Linked DNA regions of Homo sapiens: region 2 is linked to region 1. A link is an interaction called in ENCODE POLR2A ChIA-PET data of the cell type or tissue named here. Cell type or tissue: HepG2. All regions are shown on one strand. Links, peaks and the distances in the headings refer to the core of each region. The heading gives the core; the rest is flanking DNA.

Evidence for each region. ChIA-PET counts read pairs that join two places held together with the same protein. Peaks named below come from ENCODE experiments on the same cell type or tissue, not always from the same donor. Only the 100,000 strongest peaks of a DNase experiment are listed, where the experiment ranks them.
Region 2: POLR2A ChIA-PET joins it to region 1 with 5 read pairs; 3 of 35 experiments call an interaction of 5 or more read pairs at or near these places.

What each region holds. Positions count from the first base shown.
Region 1 is chr1:162,192,842-162,203,094 of GRCh38, reverse strand. All of the region lies in intron 2 of NOS1AP (nitric oxide synthase 1 adaptor protein), which reads right to left. Among named protein-coding and RNA genes, the nearest start is that of MIR4654, 41 kb to the right of the region's middle. RefSeq lists an enhancer at 4,416-5,052. In HepG2, for the core only: a CTCF peak has its summit at 5,349 (motif pointing left); DNase peaks (open chromatin) are centred at 5,364, 5,964 and 6,504; H3K4me3 peaks cover 1,235 bases.
Region 2 is chr1:162,261,397-162,271,649 of GRCh38, reverse strand. The region is part of intron 2 of NOS1AP (nitric oxide synthase 1 adaptor protein); the gene reads right to left. Among named protein-coding and RNA genes, the nearest start is that of MIR556, 76 kb to the left of the region's middle. In HepG2, for the core only: no CTCF peak of the experiment used is centred there; no DNase peak of the experiment used is centred there.

The DNA.
Region 1 (10,253 bases), core at 3,365-8,364:
TCTCTAGATGATTCAGGCTGTCTGTCCCAGTCATGAAGACACTACCCTAACTCAAGGCACAAATACAGCACACCCCTCCCGCCGACACACACAATCACCAAAAAAGGCTGCCAAAAACAGTGGCTCTTAGTAGCCAACACTCTTACTGATGGGGAGAAAGGAAACAGACCTACAGGCATCAGTTGAGCCCCTGTATCCAAGCATACCTGAAGCTAAGCTCCAGCCATATATTTTATTTCCAGATATCTAAGCCAATATAGTTCCTTTTCATTCAAGCCAGTTGAAGTTAAGTTTCCTCATCATTTGAAGAAAAAGCATCTTAGTTGATACAAAATGTAAACAGGTATAACATTTCTGTAAAACTATATATACATATATATCTCAACAGTTTAAATTGTTCATATACTTTAACCTGACAAAATCATTTCTAGGAACCTAACCCAAGGAAATAATCTGAAACACACGCAAAAATTTATTCATAATATTTACCATAAAAACACAAACTATGACATAAACTTAATGGCCCACATTAGAGGAAATGATTAGACAAAATCACACTATATTTTTAGCATAGAATATTATGAAACCATTAAAATGTATGTTTACTACAAATTATTAAATGTAAGGTTAAATGTTTCACCTTTTATTTTACATCAAATGTAAGATTCAAAATTGTTTATGTACCATGATTTCAACTTTGTAAAAATAAAATAAAATATACAAAAATACTAAAATATAATGTGCCAAATGCTAGTAGTGGCTGCTTCTGAAAAGGGATATTACAGGTGTTTCACTGATTTTTTAAAAAAATTATTCTCTATTCTTCAAATGCTCTGCAATAAGAATATATCGCTTTCAGGGTCAAGGAAAAAAACTCAGTAAAGCTACCCCATCCAAAATGAAATTCATTCTTCTTCTTCATATAAAACATAATTTCTCTCCATAAAGCTTCCACCTAGAGTTTCGACTCCCAATGTTAGGTTTTCTGGGACCACATACAGATCCCCAGGACAACCTTTCAGATATTTAAAACCCTGTCAAAACCTGAGTTTTGCCCTCTCCAGATTAAAATCCGTTTCTCCACCACCCCCATAGAATAGGGTAGGCTTTCCAACTCTCCTCTGAACACACTGCAATGTGTTATCCCTTTTAAGATGTGCTGTTCTAAAGGAAACTATCAACAAAGTAAACAGACAACCTATAGAATGAGAGGAAATTTTTGCAAACTGCATCTGACACAGGTCTAATATCCAGCATCTATAAGGAACTTAAACAAATTTACAAGAGAAAAAACAAACAGCCCAATTAAAAAGTGGGCAAAGGACATGAACAGACACTTTTCAAAAGAACACATACATGCAGGACAAACATATGGAAAAAGAAAAGCTCAATATCACTGACCGGAGAAATGCAAATCAAAACCACAATGAGATACCATCTAACACCAGTCAGAATGGCTATTACTAAAAAGTCAAAAAATAACAGATGCTGGCAAGGTTGCAGAGAAAAAGGAACACTATACACTGTTGATGGGACTGTAAATTAGTTTAATTATTATGGAAGACGGTGTGGCAATCCCTCAAAGACCTAAAGACAGAAATATCATTCAACCCAGCAATCTCATTAGTGGATATATACTCAAAAAAATATAAATTGTTCTATCATAAAGATACATGCATGCATCTATTTATCACAGCACTATTCATAATAGCAAAGACATGGAATCAACCTAAATGCCCATCAGTGATAGACTAAAGGATATCATTAGTCTAGACTAAAGGATATGATAGACTACAGGATAAAGAAACTGTGGCACATATACACCATGGAATACTATGCAGCCATAAAAAAGAATGAAATCATGTCCTTTGCAGGAACATGGATGGAGCTGGAGACCATTATCCTTAGCAAACAAACACAGGAACAGAAAATCAAATATCACATGTTCTCACTTATAAGTGAGAGCTAAATGATGAGAACACATGGATGCATAGAAAGGAACAAAACAAACTGGGGTTTATCAGAGGGCAGAGAGTGGGAGGAGGAAGAGGATCAGGAAAAATAATTAATGGGTACTAGGCTTAATATGTCGGTGATGAAATACTCTGTACAACAAACCCCTATGACACATGTTTACCTACGTAACAAACCTGCACATGGACTCAACTTAGAATAAAAGTTTTAAAAAATGTCCTGCTCTAAATTCATCACAGTGTTCCAGGTGTGGTCTAGTAACTTGTGTCCAAGGAGTAGCACGTCCTTGTTCTAGATACCTCATCTCTGTTAATGCAGCCTCAGTTCCTGTTTCCTCCAACTTGAGATAAGAATGAACAGAAACAGGTTCCCAAGGTAAAGATGAAATTCACCACAGCAACATATCTTTTCCCCTCTCTTTGGAGAACTCCTGATTCTCCAAAAGTCATCCTCCCATATTCTCCAAAGAATTCCTCAGGGGTGATATCACTCTGAACCTAGTCCAGCCCTTTCCAAACCCTCAGAGAAGGATGCCAGGGAGACTGCAACAGAAGTCCTGAGTCTCAACGCTCTCTGGAGATAATCCTCTCCGCTCCCTAATGCCAGGCCCCAGGGTCTCACAAAATATACAGGCAATTGGGCCAGATTTTTGTTCAAACTATTTTCATGGACCCAGGGAAGGCTGGTAGCCTGCAGCCCAAGGAGTCACAGACAGCACTTCTCCATGTCTCAGAAAATGCACTTTTGGGAAGTGAAGAGAGATGCTTTAAGATTACTTCTACGTCATCTTCCAGGTCAGGGAAAGGTCTCAAAAGCCAAGTTCTGGGACTGATGGGATGAATCATAGAAAAACCACAGGAGTGAAAACCACCAAATATCCATGTGCAAATACCTGTGCACACGTATGTGCTCTCACCCAGGCTTGTACCCTTTCAGATGACCAGTAGTAGTTCCTCTCCCCAGAAACACCACAACTTCTAGATAAAGCAGTCCCAGGAAAGGGATGGCCAATAGCCAGTAATTTTTTTTCTACCAGTGCACAAATGGAAGAACCCAAGCCAAGGAAGTGAAATGGGTTTCCTGAGATCTCGCGTGGTAACATGCCACCAGTGCCAAACAGCTTCCATCTCCATGCACATGGCTTCTACCACTACCTACTGCCTCCTCCTACAAAGCAAAGGTGCATCAGCTGTCCTCTAGACTCTAGGACCAAAGCACTAATTTGCATCCTGCTTAATTTTCATTTCCATACGGAATTCCCAGTTTCTAATTTTAAGTCGGCAAATCAAACAATTAAGCCAGTCCACTGCGTGGTCCTCAAACCCAGAATTATGTGTTTTAGCCACAAAGTACTAAATGTTAAAACAAATTCACTAAATTGTATCCCAGAACAGGACTACCTGGGGACTGGCTGTTAAGGGTGGTGGTTTATCAGCCCTTCTTGTCAGGGCAGGAGGATTTGCAAGAATTTACACACAGACACACACACACACACACACACACACACACACACACACACACACACGCAATCCATGCTCTGTTGTCCAGAATTATCAGGGAAATTTTCAGGAGGTCCAGGCTCTAGACTTTTCTTGTGCAAACCACAGAAACCACTAAAAGCCCATGATAACACATACCTCTACATCCCTCAGAAAGTTTTAGAAACACAGTGGAGAGGACAGGGACATGGGCTTCAGCCAGCTATGTCAGTTTCCTGCTATTTATCCTCACTTCATCTATGGAGCCTTACAAGGGTTTAAAGGAATAAATAAAACAACAGTGAGGACGTAACCGGCATGCAGCAGCGGAGCAGATATTCCATAAATGGTGCTGTCCTCTTTTCCCCACTCTTTAAGGAACATCTATGCGAGATTCCATCAAAGAGTAAAAACCTCCATCCAGTCTCCTCTTGCCTCAAGTCCCACATGATTCTAGAAAGAAACTCTTAAAGCCGACTCAAGGAGGTTTGATGGTCAGTGCAAGTTACATTTGTGGTGAGAAACAGGAGGATTGCAAGGCTTAACCCCCATGCCTATCCCCTAACAATGAAGCAGGATAACTGGAAGAGGGTGTAAGGTGTCCCTTTGCCATATTTAATCAATCAACCCATATTAGTTGAGTGGTTATTCTTTGCAGGGCATTATGCGGAGGGGTAAAACCTGATCCTACCCTCCAGCTGCTTTCCACCTAGCTAGGAAAGCAAGGCCCCAAGCCCCAAGTCCTTGGGTGAAATATGTCCTCTCTCTCGCCTCAGAAGCCACATATGAATAGTGGTGCTGGTGCACAGTGTCCTCCAGCCTCACTCCTAAGCTCTGGAGGCAGGCACTGAGTATGCCTGGTCTGCCGTTTGATTCCCAGTTCCAGCAAAGAGCATGACACAAGGAAGGCTCTCCACAAATACCAGGCTATTGAATCCACGAGATAATGAAAGAATCAGTGGATTAAATTTGAGTCAGAGGAACAATCATTTAGAGATTTGCTGCATTTTGACACTAACAAATACCATGCAGATGTACCCATTTCCAAAGCCTAGGAGAAGTAGTCCTCCTGAGGCCCATCCTCTCAGAGTCAGGCAACAATAATTCAAGACCCTGCATCGTTTTCAGATGTCTTTAGGGCTTGACTTTTGCCTTAAGTTTCTTAAATCCAGCCCTGGAAATGTCAGAATGGGATTCACAAGGGATTGAATCTTGCCACTGCAGGGCATTTCAGATACTACAACCAGTGGATCCTGCCCTCTTCACCCAGGACAAGATCACAAAAAGTCAGACTGACATCAGCATCACCATCACAACGATCAGAAAGTTTAAACCTCAGCACCTCCAATTCGTATGCAGATGGCTTTGATGACTGGAAAATAAGAAGAGCCATCAGAGAAGATTATAGTCCTGACAACTCACTGTGTAATTAAAATGTCATTCTCTCCCTGGCTCCCCTAGCTCCCTCCCAGCCCCTAAACGAGCATCACACCAGCCCACTCTCTCCTACACCCTGTGCCCATCCCTCCCTCATCATGCTCCTAGAACGCCTTCCAGGTCAAACCCTGAGGAGGCAGTACCAGGGCCCTCCTACAGCCAGGCCGGGCCCATGACGCCTCCATGACTCGCCCCATGGCAGGTAGGATGAAGACACACTCTGGGCGAGGCTGGTGGAGCCATCTGCCCTCCTCATACCTCCTTTGCATGTGCTGCAAAGCTCTCTCCCACAGAGCCCTGAACAGCAGGCCAGCGGGGAACACCAGTTAACCTGAGGATAGTGCGGCAGGGCCAAGAGAGTTGGACACTCTCAGTCCTGTAGCCCTGCCGCACACCCTAGAGCCAGGCATCTCTGCTTCCTCACTCAGGAAAATGACATTCTGGACAGTTGGCCCCTGGTGGTGGAAAAGAGCCCAGGCAGAGAAATACAACAGATCAGGTGCGAGGCCTAGCCCCTAAGTGACCCGAGACAAGTCACTTCCTCTCTCCTGAGCCTGAAAAGGGTTGGGTAAAGGAACCCTGAATTGCCTTACTTCCAGACTGTGTTCCAGGCTCTTTCTCCACAGGCTTCCCACTGAAAAGCACTTCACTTGCTTCTTAGAGACTTATTTTTAGGAACAGACTAGGCTCAGTTCACTTGTTCCATTTCACAGAGACTCCGATCTGAAAGCTCCCAGTAAGATCCAGCACGCTAGACAACATAGCAGCCAGTACATCCCGGCTGCCAAGAACCTCTGTTCTATAATCCTGGCTCGGCAGAGCACCATCATGCGTGTGCCCTCCACGGGGCATGAGGAAATTCAAGGGAAAAACACACCATCATGCAATTAAGCATGGCCACACAAAACAAGCCAGATTTTCCCTTTGTTTCCCATTAAGGTTAGTCAAAACAGCACCTTTCAGGCTTGCCCGTGTGTGGTCTTTGCATTGGCCTTCAAACTCTCATTGAAAAGAGACTATTTCTTGATTATTTACTATGCAACACCCAAGACAATGCCATTAGCAGTTAATTATTACTCAACAACATGGACTCTGCCCTCAGAAACGTGTTTGATGCCCTTGCCAGAAAATATCCATGCAGAGCCTTACTGGCTCATCTTCACAATGGAATGGGCGAAGAAAAGGAGAGCCACCGACAAACTCTATTCGAACCACTCCTCGTAATTTCTCATTTAGTTACAGCTGGAAAATGAAATGCTACTGCCTGAACCAGCAGAAGGAATGGGCATGAAAAAGAGAAGAGGGACAAAAACCATAGCGGGGCCTCCAGCCCTACTCTACTCTAGATTCGTTCGCACAATAAATGTTTTACTGACCATCTGCCAAGTGCCAGGCAGTCTGTTCCCCCCAAGCAACCCCTATATCAATCTGTAAAATTTATGATTATTTAAATATTTATAATAGAATACTGCACTGCATTTTTTCAAAGCACTTTGATTTCTATTATAGTCTGCCTTCCACAGTCCATGTGGCAATGGGAAGCTCATCCAGCATCTCTTTCCTGTTTCTGCTTCCCAACGACTCTCCCTTGAGAACTGGTGCCCTTTGGCCCCTACTCATTCCAGCCTCACCCTGCTACTTCACTGCAGCCTGGAGCAGACTGCACATTCCTGAAGGGCATGTTTTATATTTGTGTGCATCCTTCCCAACATTAACAAAGCATCTACTATGTGCTGCACACCACATCTTCTGAAATCCCCGCAACATACGGAGTTCTCTGCTGTACATCTGGCCTCAAAAATGTTAAACGTATGAATCAATAGATTACAGCTTAATACAGAAAGAGCGTGGTATCAACCAAACTAGCAAAGAAATGAAGACAGCATTGGTGAATAAAACCCACTAAATGGTGAGCCCCAATGTCACCATTAGGCATTCCCAATTCCTTTATCGTCATCAAGTATGTTGCCTTCCAACCCAGAAGCAGTTGACAGATTTCCATTTTACCACATTTTCCTCCAAACATGACTGGGGGAAAGGCAAGACCAAGAACTGGTAAGAGAGTGTATAGATACAGAAAACCCAAATCTTAACAAAGCACTGAGGCACTGGTAACTGTTCTTTAACCCCCACATTCACACAACCAACTCTAAAGACTGTGTCCTATCAGCGAAAACCTTTTCATCTCCTTTACCCCTTTGGTCCAATAGTCTAATTTATTTAATCATTTTGACAGTGGCTTACTTTTTATTTAGAGCCAATTATGTACCTGGCCCCAGACCATGACATATAATGGGTAGGGACAATCAACGATATTATGACTTCTCTCCAGAAGCTGACAGTCTGGTTGGAAATATAAAACTCAATCCAAGAACAACAAGGACTTACGGGCTATACATGAAACAAGATTTCATGAACAAGATTAATATGGGCTGGAGTGATTAGGGTATGCGTCATAGAAGAGAAAGAACACAAGAAGTGAAAAAAAGGATGTCAAATAGTAACAGAAAAGATGAAAGTCATTTCAAGACAAGAGGACAGGCATGAATGAAGGAAAGGACACGGCAACAGTAATGGTAACTGGAGAAGCAGAAAGAGTGTACAAAGGGGTACCCAGTTTGCATGAAGTAGAGGATGAGCATTGCAGAAGAGGAACAAATTTAAAAAATAAAAAGTCAGCTAGAGAATTTTGATCATGTATTTATTTAATGCATAAATACTGAGCCTGTCATATGTGCCAGGTACCATGCCAGGTGCTGGAGATGCTGGGATGCAATGGTAAACCTGACATTACTAGTGTTTTCAAGGGTCTAGGAGTATGGCCTCGTAGAGAGAAAGCAAGTACAATGGTGATTAAAGGACAGAGTGATAAATGCAATGAGTAAGAGCAAGGTACTTATGGGACAGTAAATATGGGGTACCAACTTCATGCTGAGAAATAGTAATTTGGTATTAATATTAATAATTATCAATGTGATTATTCACGATGACAGCTTCCATTTATTGAATATCTACTATGTGCTAGATACTATACTAAGTACTTTATATATTGTGTCACTGAGTCCTCAGAGACCCTCTATACTACCCCTATCCCATTTCACCAGAGAGAAAGCAGATTTTACAAAAATCACAGAACTGCTAAGCGGCTTCCGTGAGTCCAGAGAACATCATCTCTGGCTTTTCCTCTACTATGAGGCACAAGCAATCCTAGTCCAGACAAACCTCATAGGAGTGACTGGATAGGGTTAATGCAATAATACATCCAGGGGAAATACTGCTGGCCAGGTCCTCCAAAATAATGCTGGATATAAAATTCTAGCTCCTGCAAGGTCACTTTTTCAGGACTGAATGTGCCAACCCAATTTCAAATGGCTCTCCTAGAATAAAAATGAAGTTCTACTTCCTAGAGGAATTAATACGCCCCTCTTGCCTCCCCTTCTGTGTCTCTCAGCCCCAACCCCCCGAGGAAAGCAAGGGCTGTTGGCGAGACACTGTCTCAGACCTAAATACCAGACCAAAGGTAAAGAGAACACTGGCAACCTTGCCAAATCCCCAGGACAGCTTTTATGTGCTCCTTTTGATCATCTGTGAGATCATTTAAGAAAAAAAGACCATTTTCATATCCAAGAGCCCCTCTGGAACAGAGTACAAACCTTGAAAGGTTACAGGAAACTTTTGCACAGACATGGAACTTCCAGCAGGAAAGTAGAAACCACAGTGCCCTTTGAGAAAACGTCTCAACACAAAAAAGGGCACAGCCAGCACTGAAGGGTACTTAAATACGGGGAGGACTTTCCTCAGCCAGAGAGAGGGGTTCCCAAACCAGCGCAAACTCACAACCTACAGAGATGGACCAACCAGGCTCTCTGCAAACAAGACTGGGCAGAGCAGTCTTGCAAACTCATCGCAGCCAAGGGAATAGACTCTCTGCTCTATTAAAGTAGTAATGGCTGTTTTGGTTCCTTATTTTATCAGAGAGATGAAGAGAAGAGAGGGGACATATAGGGGTCTTGCGAGATGGTAATTGGGAAGTTGGGAAATCATGTTTGAAAACCAGATGGAGACGAAAAGAGGAGTCTGAGATGGGAAACAGGGCAGATATATCTGGGATATTTATTTAAGGCTATGCATGGGGAGCTCTGCAAGCAGAGTGTGTATATCTGACACTTGTTGAAGTGACAGCCCTGGATCTCTGCAGAGCCTGTGAGACGGGAGGCCTCAGCAGCTGTCACACTCCAGTAAGCTGGCAGCTCTGCCTTGGATCTCCTGGCAAATCCCTGCCAATAGCTCAGACAGAAAGGTAACCACTTAATTAAAAAGAAAGAAAGAAAAGTAAAGAAACACCCATCTAGAGATGGAAAAGAGAGCAGCAGAACCTAATACTGAGAGGAAGGGGTGAGAAAAGAGTGATCTCAGGCTTTAGAAAAAGGGTCAGGAAGAAATAGGAAAGATCTAGCTTGATTTCTGAAAAGGGCCCCTTTTCCCTGGCCCCCTCTAAAATCAGGAGACATTCTTCAGGGAATTGTCAGAAGAGAAGGGAACAGACAATCCAACTAAATACAGATGGAAACCAAGAGAAGTTAGAGTCTCTTGGCTGCTATTCAGCAAGATAGACAAACATTCAGTAAATGGTCAAGGCGAAAAGGAAGCAAAAATAATCCATCAGCACAAATTCTTAAATACCCTCTCCTTACTCCACTCAGACCTGATTGCTTGTCTAGCTCCCTTTCTAACTCTCAGGCCATTCCCACTTTATCTCTTAGAGCCTTTTCAACAGCCTGCATACCCAACAGCTGTGAGTTCCCTGGGTCTATCCCTTTATGCCCAGGGACTGGGACATGCTCCAGGACAAAATGCCCCAGAATCTTATCTCCCTTCACCTCAGCTTACCTCCACTTCAGCCTGGAAGAGCCCTGAAATCTGCCTTAAGATAATTCAGAAGAGACAACCTGTCACTTCGGGGATCTAGAGCTCCTATTATTATCAAACAACCCAGGCTTCCAGCTTTAGCTCCTTTCCAGCCACTTCACAGCATCACTCCTTAAGGCATTTCAGTGTTTCTTGCAGCCTGAGAGTCATCTTTTCAGTACAGTTAAGAAAAATCTGTAACTATTGTAACTATCCTTCAACATCCTGAGTGTTCGCAAAAGCACACAGTGAGTTCTCTCATCACAGGAATTTTTCTGCAGAGGCTGTCAGTTCCTGGCACATGGGCACACTCTTGACTTTTACCAGGGGTCAAAGTGGCCTGTTAGATAGAGGGTCTGGCTGAAATCAGAAGACTAGAATAGATCCCTTGCTAAGTCTCCCCCATAGTCTCTATAAAGGAAGGGAGGATGTGCTCTGCTCTGCAAAAGCTCAGGA
Region 2 (10,253 bases), core at 1,850-6,849, 70 kb before region 1:
GCGAGCTGGCTGGTCATGATGACATCTGAGAGCTAAGCTCATGCTCTGAGAACCAGCACACACGAAAGGCTGAACTGATTTCTTCCATTCAAAGGCTGCCTACTCTTCCATAATATTAATGCTGGGATATTAATTCTAACTCATGTATTGAGCATTTTACACAGTGGCCTTTTATAAATATCAGAGCACTTTCATATCTATTATCCTATTTAGCCTCGGCTGGTGCTCACCACGTGGCCCTCATACTTTCTTTCCATAAGTTATTTCCACCACACTTGCCTTGCTCTTCAATATGAAAAAAGTAAACACTCTCTACATCACTGGACTTCTGGGTAGTATCCCAAGGATCATGCTGGGGGGTGGGGGGTACCATCGCTGGACTCCTGGGTAGTATTCTAAGGATCATGCTGGGGGGTTGGGGGTGCCATCACTGGACTCCTGGGTAGAATTCTAAGGATCATACTGGGGTGTTGGGGGAGGGAAGAAGAACAAAAACTGCACGCACACCCCCCACGACCATTTAAGCCTTCCTGAAACATTATATAACAGGTACTGATCACAAACTTTCTATAATACCCCATTGCCTAAACCAGAAGATCAAAACTGATATTCAACATGTTCTACCAACTGACGCAAAGCAGCCAGCTTCCCTTCTCCCACCAAGCTGCTCTTGAAACGTACATACAGTTACATACATACAGTTTCTAAGCTGTATTCTTCAGAGCCCTGGGTTCAGTGGACGAGCCTCAAAGGCCACTCTAGGGCTGAGAGGTCATGCAGGCAGATATGCCAACCAACCTCTGCCCATCCTGCTTCACCCACAGAAGCTACAGTCCTCAGGTTTAATAAGTTGGAGTTCCATGTGATATTTTGACAAAAGGTTCATCGCTTTAAAAAGAAGAATTCGAAAATCACTGACCTATATAAAATACTACGCTACAATATTTCAATTGCACAGTGGCTTATTCACTGTCTATCCTGAAGAGAAACTGGATTTTCTCATGTCTGCACTTATGTAATTACTACTTTCAAATCCCTCGCTCAGTCCCTTAATCTATCCAAAACATCCCCATAAGTTTTACTTCAAATATCACTTTATAAAAACCTCCTCTGACTACCACAGCTTGAAAGAGTTTCTATACTGCTATGGCAATTAGCACTCAGGGGATTGATTTTATAATAATGTTATATATAAAATACATTTCCTAATATTACACAACACTCTTAACTTGGAACATGGTTCTTTCTCATCTTCTCAACCACACTGTAAATTCTTTGCAGGCAAGCGCTATATAGGTTCAGCTCTTTATCCTCTTTAGCATCTATTACGGGGTTTTCAACCAATTTTAAGGACTTGATCTGACAATACTAAAAGATAGCTCTGCCTGCTGAGTTGAGAATGTAACTCAGGGAGGAAGCAAGGAAATCATTAAGGAGGCCACTTGTCTCCCATGGGGTGAGAAAAGTATACAAGTAACTATGATACCAGGCTTATAAACACTACCCCATACCTAGAGGCAGAATAATCCCAGGCAAGGAGCACACTTCCAGTGGGCAGGTCCCTGACTAGTTGCCATTTAATGTTCCCCTTCCATCTATTTTTAATATATTTGTTTATTATAATGGCTATTACAAATAATAGTCATAGTCTCATGAAACCTCAGAACTGATGGGCCCATGTAATTTTATCATTTGCAGATTAACACCCTTAGACTACCAGCTCAACACTGTGACAAGTTATTTTAGTTGGGAGACCACAGACCCACCCCGTTTGACCTATTTCTCTTTTCCTAAGAACTTAACAACTTTTAGGAAATCAGGCTACTGAGTGAACTACACGTAAATTACTCTCTTTCCTGATTTTTCAAAAGGAAATTGAAAAAAAAAATGGTATCTATAGTATAGCCCTTTGGAAAAATCTCTAATGGCCACCTTGTTTTGTAGCAATCATCACATTCTGAGCCCAAATCAAAGGATCTTCTATGACTGAGTTCCATAACAATATGTCATTTTAACAATTTATTAGCTTGGAATAATTGTGCCAAAAAGAAAACTATTTTTCTCCAGGCAAAAATGAACTGAGTTCCTTTTAATTTTCTCCAACCCTTTCCTGATCAGGAAGATATTCAGTTGCAACCAATTACATTAAGATTAATTTTCAAAAATAAGTACTGGTTTTTAAAACCTGAATGTGTTTTATCTATTTCCAAGATATCAGCCATTATCCGTTTCTTAAATTAAAGTTACTTTTCAAAAAAGTAGAGAAAGAGTAATTTCACCTCTTTATATCTCAACTCCCCCTCCAGTCACTACAAAGAATAAAAGGAAATTCAATTTTAAGATGAGGATATTATATTTGATAATGAATAATTAAGATAACCAAGGAACTGTAAGGGATATTTTATCTTGAGAAATTGGCTGCAAGGTGACTGATGGCTCTCAAACTCAATGAGCTTAAGTGACAGAGATGACTCTTGCTCTGGTTTTGTGGCCCCCTCTGAGATGGAAAGGGCCAGCTCAGAAGAAATGCAATAGCACAGCTATGTTTGGCAAAGAAATTGATCTTTGGTGTGCTTTGGCTTGCCTGGATCTGCCTGGGGTACTAGTGGCTCCTTTCATTTTCATTGTGGTGATTATTCAGTGGGTCTTTTCACTCTGGAAACTTAAATCTATGAATTTGGAAGTTTTTCTTGTATTGGTTCTTAGGCCAGTTTCCACCTTTTTTTCTGTTCTGTTTTAGAACTCATATTTATCAGATGTTGGACTTCCTAGATTGATTCTCTAATTTGCTAGTCTTTCCTCTTCTAACTTGTATTTCTATTCTAATTTTTTGTTTTCTTCTTTTTTTAAACCTTTCAACCCTTCTACTGACTTCTTTTTTAGTTTGAATATATTTTTAATTTCTGAGAGTTCTCTATTTCTTTTTCATAGAGGCTTGTTTTAGAATGTAGTGTCTTAATTCTATTTTCTGTTTTCAGGTTTCTTTCTAATCCCCTGCTATCTCTGTTTTCTTCAGCTTCCTCCTTCTATTTATTTTGGTCTCTCTCTTTTTCTGCGTTGGAGAGTTTCCTCAAACATCCTGGGATTTTGGGCTGCCCGTCCATATTTAAGAAAGTGGAAGTCAAAGCTGACTAGAAATGCTATGTGAGTGACTAGGGCTTGTTGCCCACAAGGCTTCATTGATGAGTGAGCTTTGTTATAAAGTGATCAGGAAGCAAACTGGCCTTCTAGTTGCAGAAACCTTCACATGTCAAGGCCTGGAGATCTTTTCTCTGGGACCATTCAGTTTATCCAGAGAAAACTCTTATAATAAATATTCTAGAAATAGGGGGGGGGAGCTACAGGGCCACACTAGTTTGGTATAAAGACTTAAGATCTTTTTTTTTTTTTTTCCTATAGACAGAATCTTGCTGTGTCACTCAGGCTAGCATGACACGATCTAGGCTTACCGCAACCTTTGCCTCCTGGGTTCAAGCAATTCTCACGCCTCACTCTCCCGAATAGCTGGGATTACAGGCACACGCCACCATGCCTGGCTAATTTTTGTATTTTTAGTAGAGAAGGGGTTTTAATGTATTGGCCAGGCTGGTCTCAAACTCCTGACCTCAAGTAACCCGCCCACTTGGTCTCCCAAACTGCTAGGATTACAGGCATGAGCCACCGAATCTGGCCTTAAGACCTTTTTAATCATGGCACCTCACTCCCACCTTCTGCAACAACTGGTACTTCTAACATCTTAAGCCTTTCAAGAGTTATCTGGCATCAATCAACTTACTTGCCATCAATAGCCCCTTCTGCAGACCTTGGACTAAAGCTACCTCTGCTCCATTAAGGCTATCAACATACCTTTGTATTCTTTTATTATTTTATTTATTATTTATTTTCCAGAGGCAACGTCTTGCTCTGTTGCCCAGGCCAGAGTGCAGTAGTGCACTCATAGCTCACTGCAGCCTCAAATTCCTGGGCTCAAGTGATCCTCCTGCCTCAGCCTCCTGAGTAGCTGGGACTTAGGTGCCTGGCTAATTTAAAATAATTTTTTTTTTTTTTTTTTTTGTAGAGACAGGGTCTATGTTGCCCAGTCTGGTCTTGAACTCCTGGCCTCAAGTGATCCTCTCACCTTGGCTTTCCAAATGTTGGGATTAAAGTTGTGAGCCACTGTGCCCAGCCCTTCTGTCTTGTAAAAAGTTATTATGAAATCTCTTTATTGACTGTTTCTTCTCCTGTTCTCTTTGTCATAGTGGTTATTCCAGTGGGGCTTCAAGAGAGAAAAGGAGATAAATGCACATCACGGATCCACCAGGTTTAACAACCATTCCCTAACACTGGTGGGGCCCTTTGGGAAAACTCTAGTATAATTCTCCACACCAATTTTAGTGATGCCAAAACTCTGACAGAAGCAGACTTTTTTCACTCCAAACATTAGTTTGGAGATAGATAATTATCTTAATGGGGCAGATACAGCTCTTTGATCTATCTGCTAGTTTTCCACTTACACCAGGCCTACCATACATGGTTCTCTTTCTTTGGCAGTGTCAAAAATCAAAACAATTACTCACTCTATGTCATTGTGATCTGTTTATATTTGTTTGATCATTACCACAGGCAAATAGGGTCAGACAAGATCCACATGAACCACCTCCATTATATTAATGTTATAGAAGAAAGAGAGGATCTGGTACCATAACATAATGATGATACTATCTTCAGAAACTGTACAAAGGGTTTGAGTCTTCCATATGCCTTCCTAAGAAGCCACTTTACACTCAACCTAACAACCACAGATGAGAAGTCATTTCTATGGACTAGAAAAAGGTATCCCCTTGGGAGAAAAGCACAAAAGATCAGAATTATAAGCATCGTAGTATAATATTTTAAATACTTGATAGGTTCTTCTCTAAGGATTAATTATAACAGAAAGCTAGCATTCAGCAGAAGGCAATTCAGAACTATTCTAGCATATGAAGACAGATAAGCTCTTTGGGCAAAGCTTTCAACAATAACACCAAAAGGAACCATGTTTAAGACTCAGTAGCAAGGAAAAGACCATGAACCAGAATGCAAAATTAAAAAGTAATCTTCTTACAACCAGTATTAGATTGGTGGTAGAGACCAGCTAATATCATGTGTTGACATAATCCAAAAGATTGAAAGGTATTTAAGAAGGGAAGAATTTTCTTACCAGGCGATTCATGGTTATGGACTGCCACATCCATCTAACACCTAACCCTTCCTGAATACCATCAAAATTCATCTCACATTCCTGTATCCTTCCCACATGCTTGGTAACATTCTATTCTGCATTTTGCTATTTCTCTTTTACCATTAACTTTTCACTTGTTTACTCAATGAGATGGAAATCCTTGAGGCCAGGGACTTACAGCCCTGAGAACATGGGTTTCAGAATCTATGTAGACTGCTTGTAATCTCCCAATACACACTGCTGCTTCTCCTGCGGTCATAGAAACCCACATTTTTAGCTAGCACATAACCACCCAGAATAACTTCGTTTCACAGCCTCTCTTGCAACTTACGCAGCCATGAGACTGAATTCTAGCCAATGGGACAAAAATAGAAATGACCTGTGGCAGCTCCTAAACACCTGAAGAGACACCACATGCATCTTTGTCCTTTGTCATCTCTCCTTAGTCCCCTCGTCCATCCTACTGTCTGGCCTCGGATAAAGCCATGTTGGACTATGAGGTCAGGGTCATACTAGGCAGAGCAGCACTACATAAGGAGTCAAGATCTCCGATACCATGGGCTACTACACCACTCTGGGACAGGATTTATGTGAGAAAGAGAAACTTCTATCTTGTGTAAGCTTATGTTATTTTAAGGTTTTATTGTTCCTCACAGCTGAGCCTAACAGTAATATAGTCACACAGATTTAGGTTCAACTCATAGCTCAGTCACTTTCTGGCTAAATAATCTCAAGCAAATCAACTGCCCCAGTTTTCTCATCTGTAAAATGGGATCAATGTTACTTAACTCAGATTTATGAGATATACATGGCAAAGAACCCCACAAATCCACATAAAATTGAAACTGCGTATTCTCATAAAGAATACTATGCAGCCATAAAAAAATGATGAGTTCATGTCCTTTGTAGGGACATGGATGAAATTGGAAATCAACATTCTCAGTAAACTATCACAAGGACAAAAAACCAAACACCGCATGTTCTCACTCATAGATGGGAATTGAACAATGAGAACACATGGACACAGGAAGGGGAACATCACACTCTGGGAACTGTTGTGGGGTGGGGGGAGGGGGGAGGGATAGCATTAGGAGATATACCTAATGCTAAATGATGAGTTAATGGGTGCAGCACACCAGCATGGCACATGTATATATATGTAACTAACCTGCACATTGTGCACATGTACCCTAAAACTTAAAGTAAAATAATAAAAAAAAAAAAAGAAAACGACCCTTTAATAGGGAGAAGTAACATAGTCAGGAAAGAGAGGGAAGGCTTCCCTGAGGAAGTGACACATAGAATTTAAAATATAGATAGAAAGTAGGCAAAGAGGACCGGGTGCAGTGGCTCATGCCTGTAATCCCAGCACTTTGGGAAGCGAAGGTGGGTGGATCATTTGAGATCAGGAGTTCAAGGCCAGCCTGGTCAATATGGTGAAACCCCGTCTCTACTAAAAATACAAAAAGTAGCCAGGCGGTAGCGGTGCATGCCTGTAATCCCAGCTACTCGGGAGGCTGAGGCAAGAGAATCGCTTGAGCCTAGGAGGCGGAAGTTGCAGTAAGCCAAGATTGTGCCCCTGTACTCCAGTGTGGGTGACAGAGTGCAACCCTGTCTTGAAAAAAAAAAAAAAAGGTCGGGCGCGGTGGCTCACGCACACTTTGGGAGTAATCCCAGCACTTTGGGAGGCTCAGGCAGGTGGATCACCTGAGGTCAGGAGTTCGAGACCAGCCTGGTCAACATGGCAAAACCCTGTCTCTACTGAAAATTCAAAAATTAGCCAGGTGTGGTGGCACATGCCTGTAATCCCAGCTACTCGGGAGGCTGAGGCACGAGAATCACTTGAACATAGGAGGTGGAGGTTGCAGTGAGCCAAGATCACACCACTGCACTCCAGCCTGGGTGACCAGTGAGACTCTGTCTCAAAAAAAAAGAAAAGAAGAGAGGAGAGGAGAGGAGGAGAGGGGAGGGGAGGGGAGGGGAGGAGAAGAGAAGAGAAGAGAAGAGAAGAGAAGAGAAGAGAAGGGAAGAGAAGGGAAGAGAAGAGGAGAGGGCAAAGAGGGATGAGAAACATTCTAAGCAAAGGTCACTGCATAGCCAAAGGCCTTGGGCTGGAGGGATTACAGAGGCTACAAAGGAACTGAAAATCAGCATGACCCCAGGAAAGACAATGAGGACATTAGTAAAGGGAGAAGAGGCTGAAGAGGAAAATAGGGGCACCTTGCAGGCCTTACAGTCCATGTGAAGAAGTATGGCCTTTACCCTAAGAGAGAAAGAAACCAATGGACACGTTTAGGTTGGAAGGATGAAGTGGAACATGGCTGGAGATTCTGATTCCAAAAGCTCATCTTGGTCACAGTATGAAAAACAGGTTCAGCGTGGAGGCAAGTCTGATGTAGATGTAGGGAAACCATTCGGAGGCTACTGTAATAGTCCAGTTGGCTGGAGACGGAGAGAGCAGCAGTTGGATTCAAGACCTAGTTTAGAATTAAAAGCAACAGGACCTGGTGTTGGATTGGATGTGGGACAGGAGGAAGAATGAAAAGTCAATGGGGAGGTTTCTGAGGTTTGTGAAATTGAATACAAGGTGGTCCCAGTCACCGGATTAGAACTAGAACAGAATCAGATTTATGGAGTAAGGTAAAGAGTTTGATTTGGGACACAGTGATTCTGAGGTGTCTTTGAGAAATCCAAAAAGAGATGTCAAGTAGGCAGTGGGCATATAATTAGAATTTGGTCAGAAGAAGTCTAAGCCAGAAACAGAAATTCTGGGTGGTCTGTGTATAGTTGTGAATGTGCATGAGATTGCCTAGGGTGAGAGTAAAAAGAGGAAAGAGAGAATGCCAATATTTATAGACATAAGAGAATCCACCTCTCTGTGAAACCATAGGAAAATGCCATTATACAGACCAAAATAGCTACTTGTGCTATGATTGCAATGTGTCTCTCAGAAATTTATGTGTTAGAAACTTAATCCCCAATGCAACAGTGTTAGGAGGTGGGGCCTAATGGGAGGTGTTTAGGTCTCATTAATTAATGGAATGATGCTGTTACAAAAAGGGCTCACAGGAGTGAGTTCACTTTCTTCCCCCTCTCTCTTGCCCTTCCATCTTCCTCCATGTATGGACACAGCATAAAGGGCTTTGCCAGAGGCCAGTACCGTGATCTTAAATTTCCAGCTTCCAGAACTGTGAGAAAATAAATTTATCATCTTTATAAATTGCCCAGTCTATAGTATTCTGTTATAGCAGCACAAAATAAACTAACACAAACTGAAATTTCTATATGGCTCAATCCAATAGAAGGGATTTTTTTCCTACCAAGGAAAGAGTAAAGTCAGAAGAGTGCGATATATAGTGAAAATCAAAAAATTAGGAGATGATAACCAGTTGTGACAAATGTTCTTGAGTACTCACAGAGGATGAAACATCAAATGGGTTTGGAGAGAGTGGTCACTAGTTACTTTAAGAAGAATTATTCTGGCAGAAAGGTGGGGTTAGAAGTCAGTTTAAGATGAGAAAGGTGAGAGAATGGAATACAGGCAGCAACTAAGCAATTCTTTTGAAAATCATAAAGAGAATATACTTAAAGAGATTAGAATAGTGACTGACTTCAAGGGCTCGATAAATGAGTCTGGTTAAATGTTGTTTTTCACATTAAGATTACTAGTAGCTTCAAATCTCCCATAGCTCTTTTAGCAATGCTTTGCACTTAGTTGGCACTCACTAAATATTTTAGATGTGATGATTAACCATTAAGGAGAAACAAAGGGGTGCTAAGTCATTCTACATAATTTGCTATTAAAAGTGGCTGTAAATTCTTGGCAAACCAGATGCCCTATTTTCCCTTCATAAAAATAAAAGTTAATCTAAATATAATCCTGTGTTTTTCATTTCTTCATGCTATAACAAAACCTTCCCATTAGAATGTCATTAGATTACTACTATGATGAAGTTAAACTCCCTAAAAAAATTTGGACTAAAAGTGAAGCTAGTTATATTTTGTGACACAATTCATTGTTGGGAGATTTAATGAGATAATCTGTGAGAACCTCCAGCATCTGTGAACAAAGTTGATCTTAGGATCAAGCTCTCCTCTTTGCTATAGTCAATGAAAGAATGAGGGTTCTGGAATCACACCGAAAATACATTGGCCACTAATTTGTTATCTCTCTAGCTTATATTTATAGTAAGTGATGCTTCTCTTATCCATAGCTGAAATTTTAGTTTAAAGGACAAAACACCCAGCCACATGAAATACAGAAAGCAAAGGCTGCAGGAAACCAAAACGGGTGTCAGACTCCCATCATGGACCTTCATCTACTTCCCTAAAACAAAAATCAACCCAGAGAAATTTATGCTTTTTGCTTTACCTGGAATGCTCTTTGCTCATCTACTACTTTCTCTATAGGCAAGCCTCCCTCAATGCCCTACCATGACCCCAAAACACAGACATGCATTCATTCTGTAAGTCCTATATCAGTATGAATCCCATTCTGGATCCCCCAAAATAAGAGTTGTCTTTCCTCTGAATTCCTACCACTCTTTTGTTCATAATTCAATTTCAGTACCTAATACACTGGATTACAATCATCTGTTTACCGATCTTTTCCCAGCTCAATCTCCCAAATGAACTATGTCCATCGCAAAGCTGAGATCTGGGGACACAAAGTTAGTGGCTTAAAAATAACACAAACTTATTCTCTGAAAGTTCTGGAGGTCAGAAGTCTAAAATGATTCTGCAGGGATGCGTTCCTTCTGGAGGCTATGGGGGGAATCCATTTCCTTCACTTTTCCAGCTTCTGGAGGCTGCCTGCATTCCTTGACTTCTGGCCCCTTCCTTATCATCAAAGCCAGCAACATAGCATCTTAACACCTTTTCCTCTGTTCCAGTCATTTCATTGCTCTCTCTCTCTCTCTCTCTCTCTCTCTCTCTCTCTCTCTCTCTCTCTCTCTCTCTCTCTCTCTCTCTCTCTCTCTCTGACTCCCCGCTGCCTCTCTTCTATAAGGACTCTTGTGATTAGATTGAGCCCACCTGGATAATGCAGGGTAAT